Linked DNA regions of Homo sapiens: region 2 is linked to region 1. A link is an interaction called in ENCODE POLR2A ChIA-PET data of the cell type or tissue named here. Cell type or tissue: PC-9. All regions are shown on one strand.

Evidence for each region. ChIA-PET counts read pairs that join two places held together with the same protein. Peaks named below come from ENCODE experiments on the same cell type or tissue, not always from the same donor. Only the 100,000 strongest peaks of a DNase experiment are listed, where the experiment ranks them.
Region 2: POLR2A ChIA-PET joins it to region 1 with 5 read pairs; 2 of 35 experiments call an interaction of 5 or more read pairs at or near these places.

The regions. Positions count from the first base shown.
Region 1 is chr2:38,940,036-38,942,535 of GRCh38, reverse strand. The region is part of intron 9 of ARHGEF33 (Rho guanine nucleotide exchange factor 33); the gene reads right to left. All of the region lies in intron 2 of LOC105374471 (a long non-coding RNA gene), which reads left to right. Among named protein-coding and RNA genes, the nearest start is that of ARHGEF33, 51 kb to the right of the region's middle. In PC-9, no CTCF peak of the experiment used is centred here; no DNase peak of the experiment used is centred here.
Region 2 is chr2:38,826,191-38,828,690 of GRCh38, reverse strand. DHX57 (DExH-box helicase 57) reads left to right here. Exons shown (of 24, transcript NM_198963.3): 14 at 255-351; 15 at 2,002-2,175. Among named protein-coding and RNA genes, the nearest start is that of DHX57, 48 kb to the left of the region's middle. RefSeq lists an enhancer at 710-1,004. In PC-9, no CTCF peak of the experiment used is centred here; a DNase peak (open chromatin) is centred at 940; H3K27ac peaks cover 1,065 bases.

The DNA of each region.
Region 1 (2,500 bases):
TAGAAAAAATTAAAAGGGTAGAAGATGAAGAAAAGAAATCTCCCTTTCTTAAAAAAAAAAAAAAAAAGATAAGAGGGGCTGGGCGTGGTGGCTCACGCCTGTAATCCCAGCACTTTGGGAGGTCGAGGTGGGCAGATCAGAAGGTCAAGACGTCGAGACTTGCCAACATGGTGAAACCCCATCTCTACTAAAAATACAAAAGTTAGCTGGGCATAGTGGTGTGCACCTGTCGTCCAGCTACTCAGGGGGCTGAGGCAGGAGAATAGTTTGAACCCGGGAGGCAGAGGTGGCAGTGAGTCAAGATCATGCCACTGCACTCCTCCTGGGTGTGACAGAGCAAGACTCTGTCTCAAAAAAAAAAAAAAAAAAAAGAAAGGAGAGATGTATTGAAGAAAAATAGAAGAGCAAAAGATGGCAGTTGAGAAATCAATCCAAGAGGTCCAACATCAAATTAGTAGAAGTTTCAGAAAAAAGAAAGAAAATGGATGAGAAGATATTATCAAATTAATAACAGGCAAAAAAAAAAAAAATCCCAAGACATGTATTTCCAGAGAAAAGGACCCTTGTGCCCAGCAAAATTAATAAAAAAGACTCACATCATTACAAGGCATATCACATCACTGTGAAAGTTTAGCACACCACGAATAAAAACAAGATCCTAAAAGTTACCAGATAGAAAAATCAGGTAACGGGCTGGGCACAGTGGCTCACACCTGTAATCCCAGCACTTTGGGAGGCCGGGGTGGGCGGATCACGAGGTCAGGAATTGGAGACCAGCCTGGCCAACCTGGTGAACCCCATCTCTACTAAAAATACAAAAATTAGCCAGGTGTGGTGGTGGACGGCTGTAGTCCCAGCTACTCGGGAGGCTGAGGCAGGGGGATTGCTTGAACCTGGCAGCCAGAGGTTGCAGTGGGCTGAGATCACACCACTGCACTCCAGCCTGGGTGACAGTGCAAGACTCCGTCTCAAAAAAAAAAAAAGAAAAAGAAAAATCAGGTAACATGCAAAAAACTGAGTATCAGAATGGTACTGGACTTCCTAATAGCAAAATTAGAAGTTAGAGGACAGTGGAACAATTGCTTCAAAATCATGAGGAAAAAAGATGTCTTATTTGGCCAAATTATTAATCAACTATGTGAAAGCATTTTGCAAAATTATGACCGCAAGAGAAATCTGACATAGCTGACTCCATCTTATATCTAACCTCAAGCTGCCCTTGTACATTCCTGAGCATAGGCTGAGATTTTGGGATTTATTTAGTTCATAGTTCAACTTAAAGCAAGGATGATAATAGCCCTTCCCCAAATTAACCCCACACCCTCCAATTTGGTACCCAAACTGGCTTTGAAAAACTAATGAAAGGCCAAAAGTTTAGGATTATGAATTATGAATTCATATTATGAATTACACTAAGATGTAGGCATAGTTAAATGATAATCAGCCATTGTTCTGGAGGTGGCAAGATTTGTAACTTCCCTGGTTATTCCTATAGATAACATCACTACTGTAGAACCTAAGATTGGTCTTTTGAGACATTTTTCCAGACTTTTGCATTTCTGGAAGCTGACTGACTCCACCTGGACCTACACCCATGACTCAACTAGTCCTGTGGCCCTCACCCAGAGGCTGACTCAGCATATGAGGACCACATCCCTGTGATTTCATCTGCATAACCCCCTGCCCACCAAATTATCCTTAAAAAAAGTCCAGTCTCTGAATTTTCAGGGAGATTGATTTGAGTAATAAACTCTGGTCTGCTGCAATAGCTTGCTGTACGTTTATTCAACTTTTTCTCAATTGCAATACAGCAGTTGCAGTAAATCAGCTCCACCTGCACAGCAAGCCGGCAAGAAGGACCCGCCAAGTGATTACATATGTGGAAACTACTGGATGATGTGTTCCACCAAAACCAGGAGTAAACCAAGAAACCAAGGATACAGAAGATGAAAAAAATCAACAACAGCAACAAACAGGAATCGAACAGAGGAGAAATATAAAGGGAATTCTTAAGAAGACTGGAAAGTCCCAGGATGATGGGAGTACATTGGGCCAAAGCAGAATAGGATGACGGAGGCAAATGCTCTTTAAAAAAAAAAAAAAAGATGGCTGGGCATAGTGGCTTGTGCCTGTAGTGCCAACTACCTGGGAGGCTGAGGCAGGTGGATCACTTGAGCCCAGGATGTTGAGGCCAGCTTGGGCAACAAAGGGAAACCCCCACCTCTGAAAAACTAAATGGATAAAAATAAATTAAAAACTAAAAACATTGATGATGTAAATAGTAAAGTTTCTGTTATATTGCTAAGAAAAATTCAAGATCTATATAAATGAAGAGATATACCATGTTCTTTAAATGGAAGACTCAATACTGTCAAGATGTCAATTACCTGATAATTGGAATTTTTAAAAGGAGAGTCTAAAATTAGATACCCATATAAGACCACTTGACTTTCTACATACAACAATGGGAAACAGAAGGTATTTTCAATTAATGATGCTG
Region 2 (2,500 bases), 110 kb after region 1:
AGTGCAGTGGCACAATCTTGGCTTACCGCAAACTCCGCCTCCCTGGCTCAAGCAACCCTCCTACCTCAGCCTGCCGAGTAGCTGAGACCACAGGCGAAATTCTCAGATTATTGCATATTTTGGTTAAAAACAGCTTTATAATCTATATTAGTTTTTCATTTACTTCATTTATCATATTCTTTTTTAAAAAAATTTTTCTTGTTTCTTTTCTGTGCCTATGCTTACCCACATATTGATTCTTTTTATATACCCAGGTGCTATACTTGTATTTTTACCAGGACTAGCAGAAATCAAAATGCTTTATGAACAGCTACAGTCTAATTCTCTTTTCAACAACAGACGTAGTAATCGGTAAGCTAATTGCTTTCTATATTCTTAATCATCCATTGCAGTTACCTCTAAAGATATCATCACCCTCTTTAGACCCTGGAAGAGCACCAGTCTTCGAGCATACATTTGTTTATGCCAGCTGGAAATGAGCAAACCTATTTGCTGCAGGAAATCAGTTATTCCCTTTTTATTAAAGAAAAATATTGGCCAGGCTCAGTGGCTCATGCCTGTAATCCCAGCTCTTTGGGAGGCCGAGGCGGGCGGATCACCTGAGGTCAGGAGTTGGAGACCAGCCTGACCAACGTGGAGAAACCTCATCTCTACTAAAAATACAAAATTAGCTGGGTGTGGTGGCCGGCACCTATAAACCCAGCTACTCAAGAGGCTGAGGCAGGAGAATAGCTTGAACCCGGGAGGCAGAGGTTTTGGTGAGCTGAGATCACACCATTGCGCTCCAGCCCGGGCAACAAGAGTGAAACTCCGTTTCAAAAAAATTCTCTTCACTTAGCATAGTGACTCAGCAAATTTGCATGTAATTTTAGATGTCAGAGCCCCAGATAGTGGGGGAAGGTGGGGGAAAGGCAGCATTAGTAACAACAAAGAAGTCCTACCATTATGAGAGAAAATCATCTTCAATAGTTCCTATTCCAGGAGCAAGACACACTGGGTGTGTCTTCATTTTTAAGGGGAAAACTATTTGACAAACGAACACTCCCTTAAAATGTAAGAATGAAGTTTCTGAGGTTACATCATTGTCATTGCCTGTCTTCTCTGTGTGTGTGTATGTATGTGTGTGTGTGTGTATGTGTATATATATGTATGTGTGTATATATATATATATATATATATATATATTTTTTTTTTTTTTTTTTTTTGAGACAGAGTCTCGCTCTGTGGCCCAGGCTGGAGTGCAGTGGCGTGATCTCGGCTCACTGCAACCTCCGCCTCCCAGGTTCAAGTGATTCTTCTGCCTCAGCCTCACAAGTAGCTGGGGTTACAGGCTCATCTTGTATTTAAAGGAAGAATAATTCTTTGCTGGTTAGTTTGCACTAGGCTTGTTGGTTGTAGAATATCAATTATTTATTCCTCTTCATTATTTACTACTGAATTACACTCCAACATTTTTCCCAAGTTGGTATGAGGTTTTTGGTTCCTAGAACTAAGTAAATATTTTGTAAAAATCAGAAAGGACTTTACCTTTTATTTTATTTTATTTTATTTTATTTTTCGAGACGGAGTCTCACTATTGTCGCCCAAGCTGAAGTGCAATGGCAGGATGTCAGCTCACTGCAACCTCTGCATCCTGGGCTCAAGTGATTCACCTGCCTCAGCTTCCCGAGTAACTGGGATTACAGGTGCCCACCAACACACCTGGTTAATTTTTGTATTTTTAGTAGAGACGAGGTTTCACCATGTTGGCTAGGCTGATCTCAAACTCCTGACCTCGGGTGATCCGCCTGCCTCAGCCTTCCAAAGTGCTGGGATTACAGGTGTGAGCCACCGTACCCGGCCAAGACTTTACTATGTAGAAGAGCTGAGCTCTGAGGACAGGTTGTGGAGAAGTTGCTAATACCTGAAGTCATATTGTTGGTTTTAGTAGAAATTCACCTACTGTAATCTAGTTTCGGTGCTAGGTGCTAGAATACTTCATGTGCTTTTATTTCCTTCCAGATGTGTTATTCACCCACTTCATTCATCTTTATCCAGTGAAGAGCAGCAGGCTGTGTTTGTAAAACCTCCTGCAGGAGTAACTAAGATTATAATTTCCACCAACATTGCTGAGACATCCATAACCATCGATGATGTTGTCTATGTTATCGATTCTGGGAAAATGAAAGAAAAGAGGTATTCCGTCTTGTGGTGATGTAAGAGAGGGGCTAAAAATGCTTCATTTAGGGAGACACCGTTGTTAGTGGCTAATGCTATTAAGCTACACGGATTACTGTATGAAAAAATACTTTGTGAAAACTGTACGTGGATGTGTGAATGATTGTGTAGCCAGGACCATGGACCTTAACATCAAATGGGGATGAAAAGTAATGAATTGCTTTTTCTCTCTTTTTGTCATGTGATTTTATATGTGCTTGTATGAAAAGGGGTTGAATAAAGAAACTGTGTAGTTTGGGAAACTCTGCACTTGATGCCACTTAAATCAGCACTAGCTGCTCCT